4 separate regions of the Mus musculus genome follow, and all the other regions are linked to region 4. The links are chromatin loops, found by intact Hi-C in ENCODE. Cell type or tissue: left cerebral cortex. All regions are shown on one strand. Each heading gives the region's core, and the rest is flanking DNA. Links, peaks and the distances in the headings are about the cores only.

What was found. Peaks named below come from ENCODE experiments on the same cell type or tissue, not always from the same donor. Only the 100,000 strongest peaks of a DNase experiment are listed, where the experiment ranks them.
Region 1: it touches region 4 in a loop (4-fold over the local background); 11 of 42 quality-filtered maps call a loop at or near these places.
Region 2: it touches region 4 in a loop (10-fold over the local background); 2 of 42 quality-filtered maps call a loop at or near these places.
Region 3: a loop joins it to region 4, with 8 times the contacts of the local background. A loop is called at or near these places in 17 of 42 quality-filtered maps.

What each region holds. Positions count from the first base shown.
Region 1 is chr10:80,036,371-80,043,672 of GRCm38, reverse strand. Polr2e (polymerase (RNA) II (DNA directed) polypeptide E) reads left to right here and starts at 4,014. Exons shown (of 7, transcript NM_025554.2): 1 at 4,014-4,090; 2 at 5,060-5,234; 3 at 6,289-6,485; 4 at 6,700-6,758; 5 at 6,831-6,909; 6 at 7,075-7,146. The coding sequence starts at 4,034. The coding sequence ends at 7,140. In left cerebral cortex, for the core only: a CTCF peak has its summit at 3,757; DNase peaks (open chromatin) are centred at 3,852 and 5,535; H3K4me3 peaks cover 2,054 bases; H3K27ac peaks cover 1,047 bases.
Region 2 is chr10:79,955,010-79,962,077 of GRCm38, reverse strand. Wdr18 (WD repeat domain 18) reads right to left here and starts at 1,926. Exons shown (of 10, transcript NM_175450.4): 1 at 1,706-1,926; 2 at 966-1,076. The coding sequence starts at 1,915. Arid3a (AT rich interactive domain 3A (BRIGHT-like)) reads right to left here. Exons shown (of 9, transcript NM_001288625.1): 9 at 7,060-7,068. In left cerebral cortex, for the core only: CTCF peaks have their summits at 2,005 (motif pointing left), 2,998 (motif pointing right) and 3,756 (motif pointing right); DNase peaks (open chromatin) are centred at 2,063, 2,448 and 3,759; H3K4me3 peaks cover 1,457 bases; H3K27ac peaks cover 500 bases.
Region 3 is chr10:80,051,181-80,058,482 of GRCm38, reverse strand. It overlaps Gpx4 (glutathione peroxidase 4), which reads right to left and starts at 4,918. Exons shown (of 7, transcript NM_008162.4): 1 at 4,768-4,918; 2 at 3,875-3,969; 3 at 3,639-3,783; 4 at 3,364-3,515; 5 at 2,536-2,560; 6 at 2,384-2,443; 7 at 2,044-2,297. The coding sequence starts at 4,851. The coding sequence ends at 2,265. It overlaps Sbno2 (strawberry notch 2), which reads left to right. Exons shown (of 32, transcript NM_183426.2): 29 at 1-67; 30 at 154-230; 31 at 337-527; 32 at 619-1,491. The coding sequence ends at 1,067. In left cerebral cortex, for the core only: a CTCF peak has its summit at 4,279; DNase peaks (open chromatin) are centred at 3,854, 4,308 and 4,966; H3K4me3 peaks cover 2,890 bases; H3K27ac peaks cover 1,592 bases.
Region 4 is chr10:80,111,355-80,118,656 of GRCm38, reverse strand. It overlaps Stk11 (serine/threonine kinase 11), which reads right to left and starts at 2,862. Exons shown (of 10, transcript NM_011492.5): 1 at 1,750-2,862. The coding sequence starts at 2,039. In left cerebral cortex, for the core only: CTCF peaks have their summits at 2,908 and 3,952 (motif pointing right); DNase peaks (open chromatin) are centred at 1,771, 3,028 and 3,935; H3K4me3 peaks cover 2,161 bases; H3K27ac peaks cover 1,966 bases.

The sequences.
Region 1 (7,302 bases), core at 1,553-6,552, 75 kb after region 4:
CTGAAGACAGCTACGGTGTACTCACATATAATAAATAAATAAATCTTTGGGCCCGAGCAAGCGGGGCCAGAGTGAGCAGAGGTCCTGAGTTCAATTCCAGGCAACTACAAGATGGATCACAACCATTTGTACAGCTTCAGTTTACTCATATACATAAAATAAATAAATACATCTTTAAAAAGTGGGGGGGGGGGGCTGGAGAGATGGCTCAGCAGTTAAGAGCACTGACTGCTCTTCCAGAGGTCCTGAGTTCAAATCCCAGCAACCACATGGTGGTTCACAACCATCCGTAACAAAAATCTGATGCCCTCTTTTGCAGTGTCTGAACACAGCTACAGTGTACACACATATACTAATTAAATAAATCTTTTTTAAAAAGACCATAACAAGACAAAAACAAACTCAACTGAGTTCAAATTGTCTTGGCTGACTCTGCTGGACTATCTGGAAGTGTAGTTAAGGTACACGGGCTCCACTGGAGGAAGCTGACTTCTCCTTCGCACAGGGATGACAGTTGGGTTACTGGTGGGAGCTCATGTCCACCTCCCCTCTCAGCTTGGGGACGCCCTCGCTCCTCTGGTGGTTGTAAGCTTTCCTCCTCTCCCCTGTACATCCCCGAGTCCTGGGTGGGAGTCAATGAAGACACCCCTGTTAGGGCCAAGAGTTCCGAAGTCCCTTGCTCATAGCACATTGTCTAGCTGTGGGTCTCTGTGCCCATCTACTCAAGAAGCGTCTCCAGAGAGGGACACATACAGTGGGCACTGCGTCGCCAGAGAGGGACATGCACAGTGGGCGCTGAGCTCAGGCTTTGCCTGATAGTCTGCATTTTTCATTTCACTTCAGTCAAGACAGGGTCTCTCTGTGCAGCCCTGGCTGTCCTGGAGCTCCTCTGTAGACCAGGCTGGCCTTGAACTTGCAGAGCTCTGCCTCCCAAGTGCTGGGACCAAAGGCCCGTGGCGCCACTGCACCTGGCTTGATTCTCTGTCTTTGTGAACTTCTACCTCAGTCTTCAATTATTTTCATGACTTCCTTCAGCTGCAGTCAAGGATTTATCTGTGCCCAGTTTAGGGTCCTGGAGCTCCTATAGTTACTGCTTTCCGGCCCTGGCCTGTGCTTCAGCTGTCTGTGTCTCTCAGCGCCTGCCTCCCTGCGTAGGGCTGCTGGCCTTCAGAGGAGGAGCTCTATTATCCTGCCTGTTCATGTTTGTATTTGCTCTGCTGCTCTGAGGTGTCCACCAGAGAAGCCAGGAGAAAGTCTTTGTTTTCCAGCCAGCAAGGACCCCTGGGTATTCGGAATCCCAGTGTAGCACTGAGCCTTTCTCAGGAGGAGCTTTTATGCACAAAAGCCATGTTTTGGGTTGACACACTTCACTAGCAAAAAGTTTTTTTGTTTTTTGTTTTTTTTTTTTTGGAGACAGGGTTTCTCTGTGTAGCCCTGGCTGTCCTGGAACTCACTCTGTAGACCAGGCTGGCCTTGAACTCAGAAATCCACCTGCCTCTGCCTCCCAAGTGCTGGGATTAAAGGTGTGTGCCACCGCTGCCTGGCTAGAACTTTTTTTTTTTTAAAGATTTATTTCATGTATGTGGGAACACTGTTGCTATCTTCAGACACACCAGAAGAGAGCATCAGATTTCATTACGGATGGTTGTGAGCCACCATGTGGTTGCTGGGAATTGAACTCAGGACCTCTGGAAGAGCAGTCAGTGCTCTTAACCACTGAGCCATTTCTCCAGCCCTAGCAAGAACATGTATCCAGAGGCAGAACTACAGAGGTCAAAAAGCAAGGTTAGTATATTTAGAGACTTTCCCAGAGCTATGGGCTTTGATGACTAAGGCCTGTGTTTTTGTTTTTTGTTTTTTAAAGATTTATTTATTTATTAATTATATGTAAGTACACTGTAGCTGTCTTCAGACACTCCAGAAGAGGGCGTCAGATCTTGTTACAGATGGCTGTGAGCCACCATGTGGTTGCTGGGATTTGAACTCTGGACCTTCGGAAGAACAGTCGGGTGCTCTTACCCACTGAGCCATCTCACCAGTCCCCGGCCTATGTTTTTGTCTTGGCAGCTGGTGCTGTTTCAGCTGAGTTTTACAGTGTATGGCTCTTCCATCAGCCGTGCTAAGGTCTCGGGGCCTTCACACCGGGATCTAAGCATCTGCTCAGTTATTTGGTTGCTGCCCTCTGTGGATCCTAGGCCAGTGTGGTTGCTGTGGGGTCCCTGGTAGAGAGGCTTCTGCAGTCAGCTGGAGATGGGCTGGGGGACTGGCTGAGAGGGTCCCAGGAAAGGGGCCAGGGAGACCCCAGTCTCACCAGTCACAACAAGGGGCAGGATCCCAGGCACAGAGGAGGTGGGAGGAGGGGCTCCTACATGCAAGGGCTGGAGGACACCCTCAGTGACACTTATCCACATGGCCACTGGGAAGCTCCTAAGGTCCCAAGTACACATACTTAGGCTCTGACTGTTCACTACCACCAATAATGAGAGGGTCATGTCCCCCCTGAAAGTGGAAGTCAGGGGCTCCCCTGCTGGGGGTGGGGGGTGTTCAGCACAGCGCTCACAGAAATCTACCCACTTGGCCTCCAGAATCAAATGCATCGGCCACCACTCCCAGGCCCAGGCAATGCTCTCTTCTCCAAGAAACGTCTTTGCCCATGTCCCCTTCCTTTGCACACTCATGGCTTCTTTGGCCAACTGTAGCAGCCTAAGCCCCTTGGTCTACAGGGTAGATGGTGGGCTCAGTGTACTTGGCAAAAACTTGTCTTTCCCAGTTGGGATCAGCCTAAGTTCTCAGGCAGGAACTGGTGATGATCTGTAGATGAGCTGTCAGACGCACATCAGGACAGAATGGAGGCATCTGGACTTCCAAGGACAGACCTTGCCAGTCTTGGTGGCACACGCCTTTAATCCCAACACTGAGAGGCAGAGGCAGGCCATTCTCTGCGCTGTTGAGACCTGGTCTCTATACCAAATTTCAAGTCAGCACACTCCCCCAAAGAAAAGGAGAGGGCTGGTGAGATGGCTCAGTGGGTAAGAGCACCCGACTGCTTTTCTGAAGGTCCGAAGTTCAAATCCCAGCAACCACATGGTGGCTCATAACCACCCATAATGAGATCTGACTCCCTCTTCTGGAGTGTCTGAAGACAGCTACAGTGTACTTTCATGTAATAAATAAATAAATAAATAAATAAACAAATAAGAAAGAAAGAAAAGGAGAAAGGGGCGTTCCTGTGAACTCCCATTGTATAGTTGGAAGGGTTTAGCCCTGGAATCCCTTTCCCTAGGATTCATTTTCTCACCACCTTCTCAAACTTTTCACGAGTTAGCCCACCATATACACACTTGTTTGTTCATTGTGTGTATGCCCGCACATCGATTGTTTTCATTTTAGATTTTTAGTCGTTTAACTATGTTTATCTGTGTGTCTGCATGTGGGTATAGACCTGTAAGTGTGGCCCTTGGAGGCCAGAGGCATCAGACTCTCTGGAGCTGGAGTTACAAATGGCTGGGGGCCACCTCATGTGGGTGCTTGCATCCGATTTCTCATGTAAAGTGCAGATACACTAATAAAAACTTGTATAAAAAGGGAAATTGAGGCACATGAACCTGGCTGTTCATCACTGGTCTCTTGCTTTCTTTCGAGACAGGGTTTTCTCTGTAGACCTGGCTATAGAGCAGGCTGGCCTCGAACTCACAGATCTGCTTGCCGAGGACGGGGATTAAAGGCGTGGACTACAGCCCGGGAGACGCCTAAGGGAGGGAAATAAAACTGTTATCAGGTCAAGTATCGCGAGATCTTCCCGACGCGCGACACCGCCCCGGTGAAGGCTGGGGCTGCCCAACGCGCAGCCTGTCGTGGAAAGTAGGTTTATTCCGGCGTTCACCTTAGACAGCACGAACCTGGGCGGGGGCCTTCCCAGCCCTTGGCGCAGGCGCACTGCCGGGGGGCGGGGGGCATTTTGTGCGTCCGGCGCAGGCTCCGTGCTGGCAGCTCCACGAGCGCGCGTGCACAGTTGTTTGGGAAGCGCGACAGCATGGACGACGAGGAGGAGACCTACCGGCTGTGGAAGATCCGCAAGACGATCATGCAGGTGATCAAGCGTGAGGAGCTTTATGCGAGCGAGCGTTCAGTTGCGGACTAACTGCGGGTTGTCCGCCGAGGCCCGCCTCCCGCAGGGGCCAATCCTCCTGGATTGGAATGCATCCCCGTTTAAAGTGTGGAGCCCACCCACGCTGGCTTCAACTCTTAGAAATCCTACTGCTTCCACCTCCTAACTCTGCCTCAGGGGAAAAGGCCTGGGTGGGCTCCGTTTCGGGAGAGGGGGCTGCTGCGTGGTCACACTTGGTTTTATGCGAGCTAGGTAGCCGCCCACACGAAAGCTATCAACCATCTGTAACCCCAGTTCCAGGGGATCTGACGCCCTGTCCTGATCTCTGGGGACTCCAGACACACATAGGATGAAAAAACAGTATTTTTAAAAACAGAACAAGCCGGTATGATGGTACACGCCTTTAATCCCAGCACTCTGGAGGCAGAAGCAAGCGAATCTCTTTAAATTAGAAGTCAGCCTCATCTACATAGTGATTTCCAGAATAGACAAAGTCACGCAGAGAAACCCTGTCTTGAAAAAGAAAAAGGGAATAAAAGAAAAAATTCTTGGTTGTTTTGAGTTGAACACATGAGACACCATTATTAGATAAAGAGGTATGCATAGTTTTGACTTATGCTGTGTTGGTGGAGCCCAGGGCCACCTCATGCCTGTTCCTCAGCCCTGATCCTGGATGATGCTCTAGTCTCCCTCATCAGGAACACTCAAGACTGGGGACAGGAAGGTGCCTGTATTCAGAAGGTTGCCTACAGTTGCCAGGGGATTAATCCCAGCCTGCTCCACTGAGGTTGGGGGGAGGAGAGGCTTGGCCGGGCCGCTGTGGTCTGAGCCTATACAGAGTTTGGGTACTGCTGGATCAGTTCAGTGTTAGTCCCCAGCCTCGGCCATTCAGGGTCAGGTCTGCGAGCTAAGTGCTCAGGCTGACTGCCTCTTTGCCTCTTGTCTCTGCAGCTGTGTCATGACCGTGGCTACCTGGTGACCCAGGATGAACTGGACCAGACACTTGAGGAATTCAAGGCGCAGTTTGGGGACAAGCCCAGCGAAGGACGGCCAAGGCGCACAGACCTCACGGTGCTGGTGGCCCACAACGATGACCCCACAGACCAGATGTTTGTGTTCTTCCCAGGTGAGGCCCTTGGGCTGGCAGGAGTGGTCTCCTCCAGGCCCTGGCTCAGGTGCCAGTGAATGCATGTCCCACTCTGGCCTAACGCTGCCTGTAAGATTGTGGCAGCTGCCTGCTTTTGTCCCTGTCTCCCCTGGGAAGCCTCCCTTTTGCTGGTGTCGTTTTCATCCCATAAGCCCCAGAACCAGCTCTCAGCCCTCCACCCCCTGGCTCCTATATGCTGTATTCTATAGCTTCTGCCTGGGAGTCCCAGGGCCAGCTATGCCACCCCCACACCCCCTGTGTGCTGTATTCTACAGCTTCTGCCAGCAGCGCAGGTGTCTTGTGGGAGTGAAGGCTATTGGGGAGCCCAGGACCTCCCTGTGCAGCTACATTCAGTCTCCCCAGACAGCTTGCCTCTTTTAATACCTAATGCTTTGTGGCCCCGGGACCTGGTTTTTAGTGTGAGAATTGGGGGGTGCGGGGATGGGCATGGTAGCATATGCCTGTAAGCCCAGTGTTTGAGAGGCAGAGGCAGGCAGTCGAGGCCAGCCTGGTCTATACAATGACTTCCGGGACAACTATGGAGGGCATTGGTTCTCAGCCTTCCTGATGCTGGGACCCCTTAGTACACTTCACATTGTGACCTCCAACCATAAAATCTTCATTGCTAATTCATAACTAATTTTGCTACTATTATGAGTCATAATGTAAATATACCTGTGTTTATCCAGCAATTTGCAAACTAGGTGGCCTGGGTCTGCTCCTGCGCTCTGCCTGAGGAGACAAGGCTAGCCTCATGTAGACACAGGGTCCATCTCTTGGTCAGTCAGTTTCTCCTTGAGGCTGTCTAAGCTGACAGTACCATATCCCCCAAACCCCAGAGCTGCTGAGAGCCCCCACCCCCGTTCCAGGGGGGCCGCAGTTCCTGCATACCCTGCAGCTTCTGCAGTGATAGCTGAGCCCCCTGGCAGCCCCATCATGGCTGCCTTGATGTTCTAGTCTTCCCTTGCAAGCAGAGAAACTAAGACCACAGGCTCCAGTAGTGAGTGTGAGGGTGGTGCTTGTGTGCCCGCAGAGGAGCCCAAGGTGGGCATCAAGACCATCAAGGTATACTGCCAGCGCATGCAGGAGGAAAACATCACACGGGCGCTGATTGTGGTGCAGCAGGGCATGACGCCCTCCGCCAAGCAGTCCCTGGTGGACATGGCCCCGAAGTATGTGCTGGAACAGTTTCTACAGCAGGAGCTGCTCATCAATATCACAGAGCACGAGGTGTGTGTGGTGGGGTGGGGCGTAGTGCTGCCTGCATCCAGGACACGGGCCGGGGCGGGGTGCTTCCCCGGTTTTGGCCCTGAGCATCCAACTTGGTGATATTAATAGCCTGGTTTTGTCCTCTGTCCCAGCCCCATGACAATACCCATTAGTCTGTTGGTCTGTTGAAGTTCCTGATGGCCGCGTGCCTGTGGGTGGGTCTCTGTCTCCACAGCTAGTCCCTGAGCACGTGGTCATGACAAAGGAGGAGGTGACTGAACTGCTGGCTCGATAGTATCCTTTACTCTGTCCCCACACCCCCCTCACCCCAGCGCTGCCCGCCAGCTGCTTCCTTGACTGTTCTAGCAAGCTTCGTGAGAGCCAGCTACCCAGAATCCAGGCCGGGGACCCAGTGGCACGGTACTTTGGGATCAAGCGAGGGCAGGTGAGAAGCCACAGTGGTTGTTCCCCTCCTAGGCCCTTTGGGAATTATTGGATCTCCCTGGTTCCTCCATCTCCTCCCTGTCTCTGAGGCCAAGACCACCATTGCCATAGGCCAGTGGTCCCAAGGCCCTGCCACCACCACTCCCTCGCCTGCCTGCTCCCACAGGTCGTGAAGATCATCCGCCCCAGTGAGACGGCTGGCCGCTACATCACCTACCGCCTGGTGCAGTAGCCGCAGGTGAGCCCAGCACTGCCCAGATGAGCCTGCTACTTGTCCTTGACCCGGTAGAGGGTCAGAGCTGCACCCACAAAAATAAAATGTAACGGGAGGGTAGGCTTGAATCCTAATGCCCAGGGGCAAAGGCAGGCAGATGTCTGTGAGTTCCAGACCAGC
Region 2 (7,068 bases), core at 1-5,000, 160 kb after region 4:
ACCAGGCACGCCCGGCAAAAAAAATTTTTTTTTTTTGGTTTTAGAGACAGGGTTTCTTTGTGTAGACCCGGCTGTCCTGGAACTCCCTTTGTAGACCAGGCTGGCCTTGAACTAAGAAATTCACCTGCCTCTGCCTCTCAAGGACTGGGATTAAAGGCGTGTGCCACCACTGCCAGGCTTTAAATTTCTTTGTAGGTCTAGGGGTACTCTCAGAGGCCAGATTTGAAGGTGCTTAGTTCCCTGGAGCTACAGACAGTTGTGAGCTGCCATGTGAGTGCTGTGAACTAAACCTGGATCCCCTGAAAGAGCAGCCAATGTTCTTAACTGCTGAGCCAGCTCTCTCATTCAGTAGACAGTTTTTCTTTCTTTTTTCAGGTTTATTTCCTTTATGAGTATTTTGCCTGCGTGCCTGTATGTGCATGCAGTGGGCAGTCTGGTGCCTACTGAGATCAAAAGAGGTGTCAAGTTCTCTAGAACTGAAGTTATGGATGGCTGTGAGCCATTCTGTGGGTGCTGGGAATTGAACCCAGGTCCTCTGCAAGAGCAACAAGTGTAGTCAATCACGGGAGCATTTCTCTTTGCTGCTGACTATGGATGTTAACTGACTTTCTGCTTCCTGCGCTGACTTCCCTCATATAAACCACAAGTGTAAATAAATGCTTTCCTCCTCCTCTGCACTGCTTCTGGTTCCTGCCTCCTCCTCCTCTGTACTAATTCTGGTCACTGCCCTTTTCTAAGTTTCTTTCCTGGTTGCTCACGACAGCACTAGAGCCACCAGCAGGTTGAACACTGTCCTGTATCTCAGTCACAAATGAGGACCCTATAGACATGGCCACATTTTTGTTTTCAGAAGTCATGGGTAAGATCTCCAAGACCACCTGCCTACCTCAGGTAAAACTGGACACCAACCAGTTTTACTCTCTAGCATTCCCAAGTGACACATACGTGTGACAAGCTGTTCTCACCTCCCACAGGTAGATGCTCTCTGCAATTCCTGCCAGGACATACAAGCCATTAGGTGCTGTGGTCAGACAGGTGACAGGCCCAGGACACATGATTTTCTGTTGGAGCTGATCCTAGGGACACAGGATACAAGACAAACTATGTGAGTATCAGAACGGAGGCAATGGAAGGTTAAAGTTTTTAGTACAGAGAGCAAGAGTAAGGGGGTTGGGGAGACAGACTGCTCAAGTGAGGGGTTGTCGGTGCGGCTCAGGGTTAGAACCACTGCCTAGAACCTCCCAGTGAAGGGCAGGGTCAGGGCTCAGCAGTAGGGATCCCAGCGGACAAGAAGGAAGCTCTGTGTTCCAGAAACATCAGAACCAGTAACCCCAGGCCTCAGTCAGTCCTGACTATGAAGATCTGCGACTCTTTACGAGGGTAACAAAAGGACGGGCCGTCGGTCTCTGTCTTCCTGCGGCTCCTCAAGATCTCTGATCTGCCATGCTGTCCAAAAGCATGACCTCTAACGGACCCCATTTTCCCTTCTGCATCAAAATTGGCGTCCCTAACACTACAAGCGTGCAAAAGCGGATTCGCCATCGATCTTCATCTGAGCACGCGTGCGTTGGCGCCATCTCCCTAGGAGAAAACCCCTCGGCCTCCGAGTACGCCCTGTCACGCAGCCACCCCAGGGTCGCCGGGACCCCAACCCTGGCGGCGCCCCAGGACTCTCGGCTGCCCCGCGGACGCTGAGGCCCCACACCTTACGCTGCAGCTCCCAGGCGCAGATGTAGTTCTTGCCCTGCTGCGCCGCCAGCAGGTACTCGCCATTGAGTAGCGCCAGGCCTCGCGGCCCCGCTTGGCCGCCTCGGTAGGTGAGCAGGTTGGCGCCCGAATGAAGCTCCCACACCACGCAGCTCCAGAGCTGTGCCGCGGCGTCAGTACACACCACCACTTCCATGGGCGCCGCCATCTTGCTCTGCCAGTCCCGCCCCTGAATCCCATCATCCTTAGAGAGACTGTTAAGATGGCTCCTGGCCGACTAGAACGGCCATAGCGCCTCCTAGAGGCCAAACTGGAAAGTCTACGCATGCGCGGTAGCTTCACCAAGCCGAGGAGGCTGTTGATTGCCTGGTGCTTTACGGGTTCCAGGAGCCCTAACGTGCGCATGCGTAAAAAGTTCGCGGCTCTGGGGCGGAGCTAGCAGCAGGTGAGAGGGCGTAGCCAGACGACCTGCACATGCGTACAAGCCAGTGCGCGAAAGGCGTAATGCTAGACCCAGCCAAGCAGGTTAAAGAACACCAGGAGCTTCTTCGGGGGCGGGGCGGGGCGGGGCGGGGCGGGGCGGGGCAAAACAAAACAAAACAAAACAAAACAAAACAAAACAAAACAAAACAAAACAAAACAAAACAAAACAAAACAAAACAAAACAAAACAAAACAAAACAAAACAAAACAAAACAAAACAAAACAAAACTGGATTCCTGCACATGCGTAGAAGACTGGGGAGTCCCTGGCCGGTCAGCACTGTATTACCTCTGTGTAGTGGAAGGTATTTTTGCTACCTGTTTGCTGGGTTTGTCTTTTTTTTTTCTTTCTTTTGTTTTCTTTTTCTTTCTTTCCTTCTTTTTTTCTTTCTTTCCTTCTTTCTTTTCGAGACAGTGTCTCTTTATGTGCTGGGTGGCCTTGAGCCTCCACCACCGGTGACCGGTTTATTTACTTTCTTTTCTTCTTCTTCTTTTCTTCTTCTTCTTCTTCTTCTTTTCTTCTTCTTTCTTCTTCTTCTTCTTCTTCTTCTTCTTCTTCTTCTTCTTCTTCTTCTTCTTCTTTTCTTCTTCTTCTTCTTCTCCTCCTCCTCCTCCTCCTCCTCCTCCTCCTCCTCCTCCTCCTCCTCCTTCTTCTTCTTCTTCTTCTTCAGATATTTACTTTATTTACATTTCAAATATTGTCCCCTTTCCTGGCTTTCCCTCTGAAACCGGTTTACTTTTTTTTTTTTAAAGATTTATTTATTTATTATATGTAAGTACACTGTAGCTGTTTTCAGACACTCCAGAAGAGGGAGTCAGATTTTGTTACAGATGGTTGTGAGCCACTATATGGTTGCTGGGATTTGAACTCCAGACCTTTGGAAGAGCCGTCGGGTGCTCTTACCCACTGAGCCATCTCACCAGCCCCCGGTTTACTTTTTAAACCTTGTTTTATAGCAAAAATATAAACCACTGATCTTTATACTTTATTTAGACCAAATGAAGTTAGTGACTTACTGCATGTAAAATCAGGCTACATACTCATCAAGGATAATATGTCTGGCTGAGGTGAATTGGTGATTAAACTCTTACCAATCGACCCACGCCCTTTATGGATTTGCCGCTTCTTTGCCCTTTCCTCTTTTGAGCCATAAATTTCAAATTTGTATTCGGTTCACTCCGTGTAGACCCAAAAGGTCAATCTCTAGCCAAGCAACCTTTAGCCTCGGGTCACAGCTGCTGGTCATAGGCCAGGTCTAAAACCAAGTGTCCCCTCCCTCCCTCCCTCCCTCCCTCCCTCCCTCCCTCCCTCCATGTGCTGTTAGTAAAGGAGATTGCAAGCAATTGTGGAATCGCAGCTGGGAATGTGGCTGCCAGAGCGCTGCGCCTGCCGTGGCAGCAGAGCTGGACGCACGGTGGGATGGTGAGCTGGGTCTAAGAGCAGCTATTGGGCCTGTGAAGGGAGCAAGGTTGCATGCTGGGTGCAAGCATTGGACTCAGCGACCCTGCGACCTCAGGCCAGAAAGAGAGGAAACGAGTCCGAGTGAGGCGTGTCACCCAATGTGGCCCCAAGATGGCAGGCTCGAGCTGCGGGGGAACAGGGAGGACACGGTAGGTGGTTCTCAAGAGAAGGCACCACTTTGAGCAAGAAACTCAGGAACAAGGTGCTGTCCAGTGGCACAGACACAGGTCTGGCAGAGGATGGAGCATGTAGAGCTGCATTTGAGAACGTTAGAGGGGACAGTCATGTGCTACTTCATTATGGGAGAGAGGAAATTTATTCCCCAAGGTTTAAGCTCAGGTTGTTCTTAAACACCAGACACTCCTACCTCAGCTGCCTATGAGCTAGGATGAAGCTACTTTTAATGCTAAAGTGTGACTAAGAAGAGAAATGAGAGGTTATCTCAAGCTGCCTCAGTGGGTAAGAGCACTTGCTATTCTTGCAGGATACCTGGGTTCAGTTCCCAGCACCTTCTCCAGGGTGGTTCACAGTCACCTGTAACTCCAGCTCCAGGGATCCAACACCTTTGGCACTCAGAGGGACCTGCATGCCAGTGAATGTACCCCCCCCCCACAGATACATACATATTTAATTTAAAAAACAATGAAACAAGAAACAGATGGCTCAGCCAGGCAGCAGTGGTAGCGCACGCCTTTAATCCCAGCACTTGGGAGGCAGAGGCAGGCGGATTTCTGAGTTCGAGGCCAGCTTGGTCTACAGAGTAAGTTCCAGGACAGCCAGGGCTACACAGAGAAACCCTGTCTTGAAAAAAACAAAAAGAAAGAGAAGGAGAGGAAGGAAGGAAGGAAAGAAGGAAGGAAGGAAGGAAAAGAAAAGAAAAGAAAGAAAGAAAGAAAGAAAGGGCTCAGTAGTGGGGGTAGAAGGAGAAGGAAGGAAGGAAGGAAGGAAGGAAAGAAAGAAAGAAAGAAAGAAAGAAAGAAAGAAAGAAAGGGCTCAGTAGTGGGGGTAGAAGAGTTGGTAGAGGGGGTTGGATTAGCAGCATGAAGCCCTGGATGGGTTTCATCCCCAGTGTCACAGAAAACAAGCATGGGTGCACAGGTGTCATTGCAAACACTTGGGACCAGGAATCTGAGGTCATTTTGGGCTACTTGGTGCCTTTGAAGCTAGTCTGGGTACATGAGACCCCATGTCAGAATTTAAATAGATAATAAGAAATAAAAGAAAGATAGAAGACAATCTATCTTCTTTGGGTCCTCAGCACGGGGGTCAGGTATGTGTGTCAAAGGCCAACTTGGGAGCTTGAACTTGGGTGCAAAGTTCCACTTGTCAGGTCTGAATGGTGGGTGAGCTCCTTGTAGGAATCTAGTCCACTGGTTCCTTGCCTCCCCCCACGCCCCAACAACCTGTGGCTGATGGGTTCATGTGCTTCAGGCCCCAGGTACATCCCTATCTGACCTGAAGCTTTCTCAGCCTCCATTCTAGGGTGCTGGGCAGGGACAGCAGCTGGGGCAGGCTCTCCTGCAGCAGGCCAGCCCTTGAGGCTTGGTCACGTTCCTTCCCTGGGGGTGGGTGGCCAGGCAGACTCTGAGGTTAGAGGTCAGCCCGCCTCCAGCCCAGCCCCTGGAATGAGGATAGTCCAGTTGTGTAGGCTTTAAGAACAAAAGCCACACTTGGGCGTTTGAGACCACCCAGTTGCCAGACCTCTGAAAAAATGGAAGGAACCACCAATGATTGAGGGAGCTGCATCAGGGGAAACTGAGGCACAAACATAATTCCCCATACAGTAGCCCCAATGTTTCCATTCTGTCACTGCCTAACCATCCCCCCATGGATGGCCCATCATCTGGGGACTCCTCGGGGAGAAAGGATGATAGTGGATCCCCCCTCAGGAGGAGGGAGGGAAAGGATGATACTGGAACCTCCCCCCCACCCCCAGGAGGAGGGAGGTCCAATTGACCTCCCTGGAATTTTGTTCTGCCGGTCTGAGTAGTTTCGGATCCCTGGGTGGGATGTGCTACAGGGCTCTGAGGCATCTCAGAGCTGTGCAGCCTCAGGGCCACTCAAGTTCCCTTTCTGATGCTCTTTGGCCAAGGAGAGAAAACAGCAGGACCAACTAAGCCAATTTTCCTGAAAGACTTTAAAAATAAATAAACAAATACAAAAACAGCTGGCCCTTATCCTTCACCCCCAAGTTGGGTGTCAGGGGCAGGTGGATGACATCCTTCCTCAGGAACAGGGTATAAAATGCTGGTTTGAGGGGCTAGTAGGAGCCAGCCAGCAGCTGTTTTCCTCAATTCTGTCAGCAACCTGAGGATGGACTAGCCTGGGCCAGCCTCAGTCAGAGCAGGCAGGATGAGCATCGGGTGGGCCAGGTCTGGGCCTGTCCACTAGGCCGCATCTGCCTTGAGTCATGCAGTCTCCCAAGTCCCCTGTGTAAGGTCACTGCCCGTCAAGGTGTGCCCAGGGACCCTCTCCCTGGTGCCCACTGAGGCACATCACAGCTGGAAGTGGCCAAGCCAGGTGTGGCAGCACACACCTTTGATTCTAGTTCTCTGGAGGCTGAGGGACTCGTGAGCCGGAAGCCAGGAGGCAAGTAGGTGGCCTGGTCTCCTGGAGGTTACCAGGAGCTTTGGTCCCTGGATGATGGGACGTGGTGGCCGTGGGGGTTGGTGGCGAGCCCTGGGGAGTTAGTTGGCTTAAGAGGGCTCCACCTGGTTTTGGGGGGGGCGGGGAGGAGGTGGAGGTGTGAGCGTCACATGTAACTAGCCCAGAGGACAGAGATGGGCTGATGTTGTCTCAGTGTGAGCTGAGGGTAGGGCTAGAAAGGAATGGCTCACAGACAGGAGGCCGACAGGGAAGGCATGCAGGGGAACAGCCTATGCAAAGGTTCTGAGACAGGCCATGCGTGTGGCTCCCGGCTTTAGTTCCAGTTCCCGGGAGGCAGAGGCATTGCCCATCTCTGTGCTTTGAGTTTTGGGCCAGCAAGGCTTTGTAATGAGACCCTGTCCCAAGAGAATACAGTCAGCATAGACTGTATGAAATTCTCAGATAGTAAAGTTGTTTGTTTGGTTTTTGTTCTGTTTTTCTTTTAAGCAAGAAAGGAAACAGTAGCTAGACAGGAACCCCACCCTCTCCATGATCTGAGTTCAGTCCCTGAGACCGATGGGGTGGAAGGGGAAAACCTTGCACACAGCGCCCACCCACCATCCACGGGGCAACCTTGCACCCACCACCCATACAGACATGAAGTGAAAGGAGAAAGCATGCAGCAGGCAGGGCCTCCTCCACACAAACCAGGTGCTTCCTAAGTCTCACCAACTATTCCTGTCCCCAGACATCCATTCCTAGTATGTTCTGTGGGGTCCCCTCCACACACCAACAAAACAAAACAAAATCAAAAAAGCCACTCTTCTTTCAC
Region 3 (7,302 bases), core at 1,463-6,462, 60 kb after region 4:
CAAGCCAAACATCGGCAGACAGAGCCAGCTGGAGACCCTGGACAGCCTGTGCCGGAAGTTTCACCGGGTAGGGAAGGCCCCACCCTCTCATGGCGTCTGGGGATGCACAGGGAGCTTCTGAGCCTCTTCCCTGCTAACTTACTGTGTCCCCAGGTCACTGTGGAAGAGGCCCGGGAACCCTGGGAGAGCAGCTATGCCCTGTCCTTGGAGCACTGCAGTCACACCACCTGGTGAGGGGGAAGCCACAAGGAGGGCGGATCTGGGCGCCCAGTGTCCCAGGGCCTTGTGGGCTGTGAAAGCACAGGCTGTGAGCTGACCAGCAGTCCCCTGGTATAGGAACCAGCGCTGCAGACTGACACAGGAGGGCAAGTGCTGCGCCCAGGGCCTGCGCCTCCGCCACCACTACATGCTGTGTGGGGCGCTGCTGCGTGTGTGGGGCCGCATCGCCGCTGTCATGGCGGATGTCAGCAGTAGCAGCTACCTACAGATTGTGCGCCTTAAGACCAAGGACAAGAAGAAGCAAGTGGGTGAGTAGAGCAGTGGGTGTGGGGTCCCTGGAGAAAGGGTTCCCTAGTATGGTCCCCAGGCGGGCCTGACTGTATGTCCGCGCCACCACAGGCATCAAGATCCCCGAGGGATGCGTTCACCGCGTACTGCAGGAACTGCAGCTGATGGATGCAGAAGTGAAGCGCCGCAGCACCCATGGGTTGGCAGCGCGCCCACCCACTCCACGTGCGATTACGCTTCCTTGCGGTCCGGGTGAGGTGCTGGACTTGACCTACAGTCCCCCAGCTGAGGCTTTCCCAACACCTCCGCGCTTCGCCTTCCCTTCGCTGCCGCCCCCAGACCCCAGCTCTCTGATGCTGGGTGCTAGAGACCCTGCTACCAACCCTGTGGAGCTGGCACACCAGAGCTGCGACATCAATTTCAGGGAAGTGTTGGAAGACATGCTCCGCTCTTTGCGCGCGGGACCCACCGAAACCCCTGCACCTCTGGTGGGCGTGGGTGGCGGGGGCACAGAGCGACAGAGCGTCATCCACTTCAGCCCACCCTTCCCAAACTCTTAGGCTGCTACTTCAGCCTCTGGATTACAACTGTACTGGGCAGCAAGGCCTATGGGCTCCTCTGCAAGCAGAGGCTCCCATGACTACTGAGGTGCCTGGCCACAGTGCCTTCCCAGCCAGTGGGGAGTGGGGCCTCTCTGTGCCTCACCTGCTACAGCTGCGCAGCCTAGAAGCCGTGGGGCTTGGTTGTCCCAGAGAGCTGGTAACTCAGGAAATCGGTGCTCGGGCCCCGCTGGCTATGGGGGCTCCACGGGGCAGACCCCGTTAATATATGCAATCCCCTGCTCCCTAAATTATTGTCACCCGCCTCTCCCCAGCCCCGGAGTCTGTGGGCAGCCGGCGGGCCCTGGTTTCTATGTATTTATAATGAACTCGTGTACATATGTAAAGATCTTTTTTAAAATATATGTGCCTTTTGCTTACTTTGTGCTGTGGCCTACAGGTCAGTGGAAGGGGGGATCTAAGGATCACAGAGCTGAGGCTGCAACCCCTGCAGAGGGGTTGGGGAAGGGCAGGTCTTCAATAAGTCAGTGGAAGACCAGAGGAAGGCAGCCTAGGATACTTAGCCCATAGTCCTAAGATCACTTAAGACTGGAAGCACAAAGCTCACAGTTCCACGGGGAGTGAAAAGGCCAATAGTCCAGAAGGGCAGGGGACATTCTCAAAGCTGAATGATACCACTCTACCTACTCACCGTAGGTAGTCACCCCACAATCCCCCCAGAGAACATGGGATGTGGCAAACTCAGCTCTGCGGCAACCTTGGCTCAGCATCCCAGACCTCAGGCCTCCTAGCAGGTTACCACCATCCTTAAACAGCCCTGTCCACATCCTGGTCCTTCCAGCTGGCCTGGGCAGAGCCTTGGGTTCAGCAGGGACCTTTGAGCAGCCGACCCAGACCTGTACCTGCAGAGTCCTGGAGCACAGGCATTGCCTTCTGATCCCCACTGCTCAGTTTCTGACCCAAAGACACACAGCAGCACATTTCTACATTTTATTCCCACAAGGCAGCCAGGGTGAAGCTCGAGCCCAGGGCCACAGGCCTCTGGACCTTCCTCCGGCAGGGATGCACGCCAGGTCCTCAGGACTGCCCCACCAGCAGGCTGGTTTTCAGGCAGACCTTCATGAGTGCCGGGGTGGAAGGCTCCAGGGGTCACAGGGCAGGGGGGCTCGGTGTAGGGGCACACACTTGTAGGGCTAGCTAGAGATAGCACGGCAGGTCCTTCTCTATCACCTGTAGGGAGATAACTCGTTCAGACGTGCCCCTCAGCAACTGCACACAGCCCTGGCTCGGGCTGCTTTGGCAAAGGTAATAATTACCTGGGGCTCCTCCATGGGACCATAGCGCTTCACCACGCAGCCGTTCTTATCAATGAGAAACTGTAAGACAGAGGAACATGTGTTGACAGTTGAGCACCAGCGTGGAGGAGGGAGGGGAGCTGGGACACATTCCCACACTGTATGCCACTTACCTTGGTAAAGTTCCATTTGATGGCACTGGGAGGGGAGGGGGAAGGAGAAAAAAAGAATGTTTACAAGTGGTACCTGCCAGGGCATGGTGGTACACAACTTTAATCCCAGCATTTAGAAAACAGGCAAGTGGATATGAGAGTTCTAAGCCAGCCTGGTTGGACATAGTCTGTTCCAGGCCAGCCAGGGAAACTGAAGCTGTAGCTCCCTTGGTGGTTAGAGGAATGCACTGCTCTTCTGGGGAATGGGCTACACTCCCAGCACCGAAAGTCTGTTAACTCCAATTCCCAGGACTCACAGGCTGTCTTCCGGCCTTGGAGGGCTTCAAGCATGCATGCATGCATGACACAGACTTGCATGCACACAAAACGCATACACAAAATGAAAATAATCTGGCGTGGTAGGGGCAGACAGGCCAAAGACTGTGAGCACTGGCTGTCCTTAAAGAGCACTCAAACTCAGCCCCCAGGCCCCACTTGGTGGCTACCAACCCACCAACCCCAGCTTTGGCAAATTCCATGCCCTCTTCTAGTCTCTGCAGACACTGTACCTACGTGGTACACATAAATACACTCAGACAAAACACCCATACACATAAAATACAACTAAAGTCATCTTTGAGGCTCAGCCAGGTGGTGCACACCTTTAATCCCAGCACTTTAGCAGGGCAGGCAGATCTCTGAGTTCTGACCCAAACTAGAGCTACACAATGAAACACACACACCCCCCCCCAAAAAAAACAAGGAAAAAAAAAAAACCTAAAAATTTGGCACCTGCTCCCCACCCAGGTCCAGAGCCATCTGTCCCCTCCCTCCCCCAGGGCCACTCACTTTCCCAGCATGCCCCTGCCCTTGGGCTGGACTTTCATCCATTTCCACAGTGGGTGGGCATCGTCCCCATTTACACAGATCTTGCTGTACATGTCAAACTTGACGTTGTAGCCGGCTGCAAACTCCTTGATTTCTTGATTACTTCCTGGCTCCTGCAGGAAGCAACATTTACTTGGAAGATACACTACACTGTACACTGAGACACACACACACACTGACACAGCCCCCCACCCCCACCCCGTATGAGGGGCATTGCCTGGGGAACAGCCACACACCTGCCTCCCAAACTGGTTGCAGGGGAAGGCCAGGATTCGTAAACCACACTCAGCATATCGGGCATGCAGATCGACTAGCTGAGTGTAGTTTACGTCAGTTTTGCCTCATTGCGAGGCCACGTTGGTGACGATGCACACGAAACCCCTGGGAGAGAGAAAGAGTGGGAATGAAGCCAGTCAGGAAATCCCCATTTTCAGACCAGCCATGCACACCGCCCATATGACTAGAAACCCACCTGTACTTATCCAGGCAGACCATGTGCCCGTCGATGTCCTTGGCTGAGAATTCGTGCATGGAGCGCGCACAGCGCCAATCATCGCGGGATGCACACTGTAAAACAGGAAAACTGAGTGTCCTAACCCAGGTCCCCTAGGGGAGAAGAATCCGGTGCCAAAGAAAGAAAGTCCTGGGGCACTAGGTGGAGGAGTCTCAAGGTTCCTTCCATTAAGTACGCCCCTTTCAGGTCGTCCTGATAAGATCTGTGGACACCCCTAGAATATGCTACCAGGGAAGAGGACGGCAGGGGTATCCCTGGCCGCACACCAAGCCCAGGAACTCGGAGCTGTTGCAGTACTGGGGAGGCTCTTGCAGCAGAGGCCCCGGGTTGAAAGGTTCAGGAATGGGCTCCATCCGGCGAGGGCGCGCCCTCCTGCGGCGGCGCGCGCGCGCTTTCCTTCGCCGAGGGCCCGGGCGTTTCCTAGGACTTTGGCGTCCAGGTCCACGGCGTCGCCGGCCTCTCGGGGATCCGCCGCGCTGTCTGCAGCGTCCCCGCTTGCGGGCGGCCGCGCGGCCCATGCCCGCCGGTCTGTGCGTCCCAAGCACAGCGCGGGGACAAAGAGCCGGTAGCCAAGGCGCCGCCGACTGTGACGCACCAGGCCGGGCAGGGCGCGTGACCAGGTCAGAGCCCGCTATGGTGACCCCGACACCGGTTCTCACCGCCCAAGGACCTCCCGCGCCGAGGCCTAGCCTTGTTCAACCCCGGAGATGCCTATCAGGCTCCGCTTTCCCACCTGGGTGCCCCCTTCTCTAGCTAACCGATCCCACGACCCCTGATCTCCACCCTGGATACGGTGACCCGACTCCGAACCCCGCCCCCACCCGCGATCCTCCAAGTTCCCAGTAGCCCACCATGGTGCCTGCCAGACCAGGCGCAGCCAGAGCCCCGCACAGCAGTGCTGGCTTAAGTAAGCGGCTCAGACGGCCCCAGCTCATCTCGGCGGCCGGAGCCAGCGGCTCCTCCCCTCACGCAGCCGACCAATGGACGCGCGAGGCCGAGTATGGCTTGCCCGCCCTCGGGCACGCCCACTGACGTCTCTTATTGGTCAGATGCGCCTGCGCTAAGACGCGAGGCCCCTGCAGCCAATGGGAAGCCTGAATGAAGGGACGGCTTGGGCGGGGCTGGGCTTACGAGTTTGTTGTTATCAGCAACTGCGCATGCCCAGTGATAGGGACGCGGGAGAAACGGGAGCCGCGTTCTCGCGGACGACGCGTTGGAGGGCTGTGGACAGTTATCCGCGAGGTTGCCTGCAGCGGAGCAGGGTGCCAGGGCGCTTTGGGGAACCTCTGGGAATAGAAAGCGTGTCAAAGTCATCCCCTTAAAGAGCCCCTTTGAAAGTACAGGAGTCTCCTTTTTCTACTGGAAACAGAATCTCATGTAACCCAGGCTAGCCTTGGACTGTTTATATAGCAGAGGATGACCTTGAACCCCTGGACCGCCAGCCTCAGCCTACTGAGTGCTGGGATCTCGGTGTCGGCCAATCCCCACATCCCTTCCATTTCTATTTTCTTTATCAGAGGTTGCCTCCTGTAGCTCAGGCTAACCTAAACTATGGAATGGCAAAAGTGTGCTGCCATGAGGTGTAGGGATGGAACCCAGAACCTGCAGCATGCAAGTGAGGGCTCTCAACCCATTGAGTCCCGAACCCCAGATGTAGCTTCTCCCCCCCCCCTCGACCCCCAATTTTACAGTTCAGCCGGTCTTAGAACTCAGCAATCCTGCCTTAGACTCCTAGGTACTAGGGTGATAGATAGGTCAATGACACCAGGCCCTATCTTGTCACCTGTAGATATTGATTCCTGTGAAGTTGATTTGAGGGGGTGATAAGAGGGCTTGGTGAGAAAGCCATTGCCATGAAAACACAGGACTATGTCCCAATCGAAGCACCCACGCAATCTGGTGCACAAGGATGCTCTTGTAATTCCAGAACCTGCGATTCCGAGGCTGGAGCATCCCTGCAGCTAAGTCAGGTCACCCAAGTACTCGTGGTCAGAGAGAGAACCTGCCTCAAAACCAAGATGGAGATGGGCCTAGTGGTCACACTCTTAGCCCCAGCCCTTGGAGCCTAGAGGGCAGCCTGGTCTGGTAAGCAAGTTCCAGGTCAGCCAAGGCTACAGTGAACCCTGTGTCAGGAAAGCAAGGTGGCAAGAGACATATAAATAGTTACTATTGTCCTCAGAGGTCCCTGCCTACATCAAAGAAGCCACAGGTCTTAGGGGCCTAAGTGAGAAGCTGAAGGCCCAACAGTTCCTCCTGCAACTTCACCTATGGCCTTGTCCAGCCCCCACAGCTCTCAGCCCAGCACTGGGCCCTTTGCCCTCCCCGTGTCACAGGAGTGACTCAGGACATTCCTCAGCTCAGCTGCCTGTCCACGCCCTCGCCTGGACTCTAATCCCTTCAATCCTCTTTTTCTGAACCCTGGAGTAAGCCATCCGCGAGACAGGAGCCCTCCCGGGGATCTGGGTCCAAGGGAGCTCACGCCCCACGGGCAGACACCCCCCCCCCCAAGGTTAAGATGATCTGGGGTGTCAGATACATTCTTGCCCAATCCTGTCCTGTAAGTTCTCAGTTGCCCTGAGGGCCCCCCCCCCCCCCCCGCCTCAGGAAGTCAGCTGTTTCCTCCCAGCCCCCAAGCTGGGGTGACACTGAGAGTCACTGAAGACCTCTAAGGGACTTGCACTTGAGCTTTAGCTTAAGTTGTAAATACACAACACACCCTCACAGGGCGTCTCAAAGGCCCGTACTTCTGGACGAGGGGCTGGGGCTGAAGGGCTGGGGCTGAAGGCGGCCACTCAGGAACCCAGCCCCAGGCTCTGGGAGGGATCTGCATATGGAGTGCCTTCCTCTCCCAAGTGACCCCAACTTCACCCTAATTCAGCCAGTTGGGAAATGAAGATCTGGGCTTCTGCGAAAAGCTACTTGGCAGTTCCTGAGAAGCTACCAGCTTCTGGACAGAGCCTGACTTTTACCTCATTGTTATTTTGGAGACAGGGTCTCACGTAGCCCAGGCTGGCCTGAAACTCACTTTGTAGCCAAGGATGACCTTGAACTCCTGATCCCCCTACTTCACCCTCCTGAGTGCCTGCCGGGATGACAAGTTTGTTTGTTTATCGGGTGCTGGGTGTGGACCCCAGGTTTTACACATACCAAGTGAGGCCTTAAGCCCCAGCCTTTGTTTCTAATTTCCTTTGTTTTCTGAGACCAGGTCTCCAATTTCCCCAGGCTCCTCGGAGCTTCTCGCCTCTTGCTCCCCAAGCACTGGAAAGACAGAGCCATTGCCACCAACAGGGGACCCTGGGAATGAGAAGCCGCGGTCGTGGACAACCTGCTAGAAGGACTTAAGAAAGATTAAGTTATGCAAAGTGGAATTTAACTAAGGGAGTGCT
Region 4 (7,302 bases), core at 1,535-6,534:
CTGTGGCTGAGTGGGGATCACACAAGCAGGTGCAGCAGCCCTAGGCTTTGCCCTGCAGGAGCCACTCAGGAAGTGGGGAACACCAGCACTCCCATGGAGATACCTGGCTTTGTATCCTGCCAGTCAAGCACCTTACTGCAGGGCAGTGTGTCAGTCTGCAGCTTTTGCCTCAGTTTCTCCTCCTGGTTTTTATCTTGTGTGTGTATATACATGTGCCACAGCATACACATGGAAGTCAGAGCAAACTTGTGAGAACTGAGTCTGCTTTCACCTTGTGGGTCCTGGGGCCTTCACCCTACCAACCAGTTTCCCTTATAAAACCAGGTTTTCCCATGCACTCCTAGCTGGTCTAGAAACAGAAGCAATCCTCCTTCCTCAGTCTCTCCAGCACTGCAATGAGAGGCATGTGTCTACTTGCCCAGACCAACTCCTGTCTTGAGGAACCGTGCAGGCTCCTTATATCACCCTAGTGTGTAGGAGCTCCCCAGTCCTGATGACCTCCAGTGTTGACTGTGTCCAGCATCACTAATTCATGGGGGGGGGGGTTTACTTCAGGATCTAGGGACCAATCTCTCTCAGCTGAACCTGCCTGGCTCTGCAAGCCACACCCCAACCTGGGTGTTGAGATGGCAGGAAGCCTAAAGCAGCAGGTGAGGGCTAGGAAGTCGCAGACAGAGCTCTGGGGCCCTCTGTCACAGGCAGAGAGAGCACACAGGCTTGCCATGTGTTACAAGGACTGCAGCTGACCCAAGCCAGGATGCAGGCCTGGGCAGCCTCCCAGACATGGTGGGCTTCCAAGAACCATTACCCTGAAGCCAAAGGAAGCCACTTGCCTTGGAGACCAGCAGACACCACCTGGAGGTGAGCAACCTCTGGCACCTCCACCTTGAGACAATGATTTCAAGCCAGGAATTTCCAAGCTCAGGCCTCTGAAGGAACACCTGATGCTGGGTGCCCAGGTTCCCCAGTGCAAGACTGACCTAAGACCACTCCTACAAAAAAGGCCAAGGAGGTCCTGAGAGGAGCCTAGGCCACCAGCCTGCCCTGCTCCACCCCTGGGTCCACACATCTGATCCTGGATATCTGTCCACCTTCCTTTCCTGTACGTACCACTCAAAGCAGTGCCCAGCTGGCAAAAACAAGAAGCTGCCAGCCTTTCCTGGGACAGGACCAGAGGCAAGGTCAGTTAGGCAGAGTGTGGCCAGTGCTGGTCCCAAAGATAAGGCCCCTTCTTGGAAGCCGGTAGGTGAAGTTTTCCAAGTTCCGCCAAGCCTAGCAGGCGATAAAGAGTCCCCACGGGCCAACGACGCCAACTACGCGCACGACACCGCAGGGACCTGCGCAAGCACTGGCCGGCTACCCCCCCCACCCCCTTCACCATTATTTTTGGCCCCACCGGTTCCCTCTAGCTGCGTAAACAAACTAGCCACCCGCCTGGCAACGCCCGCCAAAGAAGCCAGGCGCGACTTGCGCCAGGACCTGGCCCAAAGAGGGGGGCTGGAGGCGCAGTTGGCTGCACGACCTCCTGCTAGGACAGTCCTGCAGGCTGCCCTAACATACAGACCCCACGAGGTGACGCTCAGGGATAGATGGGGTAGATAAGGCAGTAAAAGGAAAGAGATGAAAAAGGAGGAAGGAAATGAGAAGAGAAAACGGTTAGAGGAAAGAGAAGAGCCAGAAAGTAGGAGGAAGGGCTGCCCAAGGAGCTCAAGGCAGCGCCCGCGTCGGCCCCAGGCCCTTGGCACCTACTTCTTGACGTTGGCCTCTCCATTGGGGATCCTGCGCAGCTTTTTCTTCTTGAGGATCTTGACCGCCCTGCGGCATAAGGTCTCGGAGTCCAGCACCTCCTTCACCTTGCCGTACGAGCCCTCCCCGAGCAGGTCCCCCATCAGGTACTTGCCGATGAGCTTGGCGCGTTTGCGGCGCGGCTGGTAGATTACCTCGGTGGAGTCGATGCGGTGGATGAAGGTGTCCATGCCCACCGACATCAGCTCGCCCTCGGAGAAAAGGCCCAACGGCTCGGGGTCCGCCACGTCCATCCTGGCCCACTCTTTGTCCTCGTCCCCTTCGGGAGCGCCAATTCTTTTCAAGTTCGAATTCCCCCCCCCCCACCCGCTTCTTCCAAATGTTCCAAGAAGGGGAAAAAAGGAACGGGGAAAAACAGGAACGACCTCCACAACTCTCCCGGTCCCCACAACCGGGTCCACGTCCGCTTCCTGGGCGCCAATTCTTCACTTTTGATTTTCCCCTTTTCTTCTAGGTGCTCAGGGAGAAAAAAAATGAAAATAAGAATGAAAAAAAAAAAAGCAATGAGCCCCCCCAACCCTCGCGTCCCCCCAATTCGGGTCCCCGGGGACGCTGCTTCCGACGGAGGCGACGGTCCGCCGTCGCGGCGCGCGGGCCGCTAGGTCATGTTCGCCACTTGGGCCCCGCGCTCAGGGGCCCAGGCGGCCGCGTCGAGGCCGGTCCGCGCCGTCCATGTCCGGCCCGCGCCGAAGCCGCGCGCGGCCCCTTAGTTCTACGACTTCTCGGGGCGCAGACTCCACCCGGACGCGGGACACCGGGACACCCGCAAGTCGCGGACACGAAATCCGGACAGGAAATCTTCCGGGGACCGAGGGGGGAAAAAAACCACCCCAGGCGGCGCGTCCCCCTCGCCGCCTAGCCGCCGCGCGACAGGCAGGAGGCCGGAGCGGCGAGGGGGGAATCGAACTCCAGGCAGAAAGATGCTGCCCGCGAGAGACAACTCCACGCCGGCGCCGCCCTCGGCGACTCGCGCCTCACTCGCGGACGCCGTGAGCCGCCTCCCCTTTCCTAGACCGACACGCCGCCGCCATCTTGTTTACCGCCCTGCGCCGCGCCGTCGTCGCACGTCGCAACGGTGGACACGCCCCCTCGCGGAGCCGACGTGCGCGGCAGTTGGCTGTAGCTTTAGGCCCCACCTTTCGGACCCGCCTCAATCGCCAACGAGGATTGGGCTATTTGGATCTAGGTGGGCGCCCGAGCTGACATTGGACAGTTCGGGTTCCATCTGAGAAGGCGTGATCTAAATTCTCATTGGTTGTCTGAGACGCCCGTCAATGGGAGTAAGCAAGCGACTGTAAGGGAGCGGCCGTGGGCTGTGGCTTCAAGCCCCGCCCCTCAGTGGTTGGCCCTGGTGTGTGGGGGCGGGACTTTATTTGCCAGTGGCTGTCGCAGACGCCCGTCAGCAAGCGCGACGGGCCAGCGAAACCTCTGGGCTGGCTGTGGTGACCTCGGAGTTTCGGGCCTCCGGTTAGAGTTCACGCGCGTCAACGTCCTCCGGGGAACGGCCGCGACTGGAGGCATGGGGGAGGGTGGAGAGAGAGGCTCGTGGATCCCTAAAGAGATCCAGCCCAGGCTTGCTCTTAACGGCCTTGGGGGAGGGGTCAAAGGTCAAAAAGTAGCCCAAAGTCGACACTCCCGAACCTGAAGCCTTAATGTAGCGCCTCTGAGATCCATGGCATAGAGAGGAGCGTTTCCTGTGCAAAATAAGAGCAGCTGGGCTGGTGAGATGGCTCAGAGGTTGCGGGCGATTGACGTCAAATCTGACTTCATGAGTTCGATCCCCGTAAGTTCACAAGGTGGCTAGAGTGAAATGCCTCCCTCAGGCTGTCTCTGAACCTAGGGACTCCGTGGTAGGCGCGCGCGCGCACACACACAACACAGAATTTTAAATAACAGTTATCAAAAAAGGTGGCTGGGTAAGACGTCGCCGCTGGCCTCAACTCACCTGCTGCAGTGTTTTTGGGTGGTTAATCTAATTATTTTTATCTGTGCCCTTTTTTAACTGCACGAATAAAAAATAAGGGTTGGAGTATGATTGAGGGACGAGTGCTCACCCTGCCTGACTCCCTCTACACACAAGTTTACGCACAGGCCGGTTACAAGGTCCATAGATCCGTGAGTCTATGGTTCCCTCCGAGGCCACTAGGGGGCGGGGTGTACTGCCAGGAGAGTCCTGGGGGAGGGAGAGACCTAGACTCCAGGAAAGGTGGGAAAAGTGCTTGCTCTACATGTGTTCAGCCTTCAGGACTTAAAAGGAGGAGAGAACTGACTTATGCAAGCACATAAATTAAGAAAAAAGATCAGAGAAACAGACGTGAAGACAGAAATCCAGGGAAAACACAGACTAGACAAACAGAGTCAGGCTGGATGGAGGGACAGGTCAGGGGTGAAGAGCACTGGCTGCTCTCCTGAGCACACAGGTTTGCTGGCCAGCACCCACATCACACAGGGAGACTCTGGAGTTTCACCTCCATTTCATTGCTCTGACATTGCCTTAAACTATGGCAGTGATAAGGAAGTCTCCTCCTCCACCTCCACCCTTCCCCTGACAGACTCCAAGGACAGATCCAGAAAGAGTCAGGGGCAATAGACAACATTCTGTTTCTACCCGATCTGTACCTGAGCTCCCCCAGTGTGACAGCCTCTCATGTCCCCAAGACATTACCCTGAATTCTCTGACGGGAAGAGTTATCACTCTGGTGAGAACTCTGGGTCAGAGATATAGTTAGAAGTATTTAGAGATTTATCATATTTACCTGTGTGTATGTCTGTCACATTCAGGACCCCACTGAGGCCTCAGATACCTTGGAAATGGTGTTGCAAATAGTTGTGACCAGGCATGTGAGAGTGCTGAGAACCAAAACTGTGACTTCCAGTAGAGCAGCTACTTTGTAAATTTGGGAACTCAGTACCACTTCAATAACATGAATTATCCCTGAGAGGCCGCAGATTCCAGACCATAGAAGCACAATGGGAATGGTGCCTGGGGTGGGGGGTGGGGTAGAAGCCACCAGGAGGGAAAACTTCAGACTAAAGATGAAGCCTGCAGCCAGGCTGTTTCCATCCCTGCTGCCACATACGTCACACTTACAGGAGGCTCAGGCGGTGGCAGGAAAGAGTTCACCCTCAACTACGTAGTGAGTTCCAGGCCAGCTTGGGCTACATAGTGCTACCATCTCTGTATTAGTCAGGGTTCCCTAGAGTCACTCAACTTATGGATAGTGTCTATACAGTAAGGGAATTTGTGATGATGACTTACAGTCTGCAGTCCAACTTTCCAACTACAGTCAGCTGTGAATGAAGTCCAAAGATCTAACAGTTGCTCGGTCCCACAGGCCAGTAGATTCCAACAGCTGTGCTGGCAAAGAAGAGGGAGTCTTCCTTCTTCCAATGTCCTTGTAGGTCTCTATCAGAAGGTGTGGCCCAGATTAAAGGTGTGTACCACCCGGCCTGGATCTGGGACTTGTTTTTTCCCAGGCTGACCTTGAACTCGGAGCTCTCCCTGTCTTAGTCTCCTGGGACTCATAGTCACTATGCCTCAAGATCTCCATGCCAAGATCCAGGTCAGAAACTTGTATCTTCCAGCCTCCAGATCAGGATCACAGGTGAGCCTTCCAATTCTGGATTGTAATTCATTCCAGATATAGTCAAGCTGACAACCAGGAATAGCCATTACAACCTCCAAAGAAGCAGAAAACATAAAAATAAAAATATCAAAACTAGGGTTGGTGAGATGGCTCAGTGGGTAAGAGCACTGACTGTTCTTTTAAGGTCCTAAGTTCAAACCCAGCAACCACATGGTGGCTCACAAACACCCATAATGAGATCTGATGCCCACTTCTAGTGTGTCTGAAGACAGCTACAGTGTACTTATGTATAATAATAAATCTTTGAGCCTGAAGGAGCAGAGTGGACTGGATCAAGCAGGGCCAACCAGAGCGAGCAGAGGTCCTAAAATTCAATTCCCAACAACTGCATGAAGGCTCACAACCATTTGTTCAGCTACAGTGTACTCATATACATAAAATAAATCTTTTTTAAAAATATCAAAACTAGGCCAGCAGTAGTCATTTATGTCTTTAATGCCAGCACTTGGGAGACAGAGGCAGAGACATGTGGATCTCTTTGAGTTTGAAGCCAGCCTGGGCTGTAGAGTGCAAGAGTGTCTCAAGAAGAAAAAAAAGGAAAAAACTCTAATAAATGTTTGGATAATTTGAGCCAAAACACCCCACCAGAAACTGTCCAGTGAAAACCTCTAAACTCACTGGGCAGTGGCGGCACATGACTTTAATCCCAGCACTCAGGAGGCAAAGCTCTTAAATTCAAGGCCAGTCTGATCTCCAGAGTGAATTCTAGGACAGCCAGGGCTACACAGAGAGACAAACAAAAACCATGTATGAAAGTCTCAATAAAATATCATATTAAAAATTGAGCCAGGCGTGGTGGCGCACGCCTTTAATCCCAGCACTGGGGAGGCAGAGGCAGGTGGATTTCTGATTTTCGAGGACAGCCTGGTCTACAAAGTGAGCTCCAGGACAGCCAGAGCTATGCAGAGAAACCCTGTCTCGAAAAAAAAAAAAATTGAGCCGGGCATGGTGGCACATGCCTTTAATCCCAGCACTCGGGAGGCAGAGGGAGGCGAATTTCTGAGTTGGAGGCCAGTCTGTTCTACAAAGTGAGTTCCAGAACAGCCAGGGCTACACAGAGAAACCCTGTCTTGAAAAAACAAAAAACAAAAAACAAAAAAACAAAAAAAGGCGGGTGGTGGTGGCACATACTTTTAATTCCAGCACTTTCTCAATACAGAGAAACCCTGTCTCTCGAAAAAAAAAAAATGTGTTCGGGGCTGGAGAGATGGCTCAGTGGTTAAGAACACCGACTGCTCTTCTGAATGTCCTGAGTTCAAATCCCAGCAACCACATGGTGGCTCATAACCATCTGTAATGAGATCTGATGCCCTCTTCTGGTGTATCTGAGGACAGCTACAGTGTACTTACATATAATAATAAATAAATCTTTTTTAAAAAAATTGTGTTCGGTGTTGTCATGAAGCACTCTTTTTTTCCCCTTGCTTTTTCAAGACAGGGTTTCTCTGAGTAGCCCTGGCTGTCCTAGAACTCACTCTGTAGACCAGGCTGGCCTTGAACTCTCAAGAGATCCACCTGTCTCTCCCTACTGAGTGCTGGGATTAAAGGTGTGTACCACCACATCTGGCTATAGTGCACACTTTTAATTCCATCAATGGTGAGGCAGAAGCCGGTGGGTCTCTGTGAATTTAGGGTGACTCACAACTGCCTTTAACTCCAGCTTGAAGTGGGGTGTGGCTCTGACTCCCTCTCCTCACCTCCACCATCAGTTGCCCACACATCATGTGCACTGTCTTTGATGTTCAAGTCCATCAAAACAAAGGGTTTATGGGGCTGGAGAGGAGGCTCAGGGGGTGCAACACCAGCTGCTGGATCCAGGTCCAGTTCAGGGCACCAGCATGATGGTTCA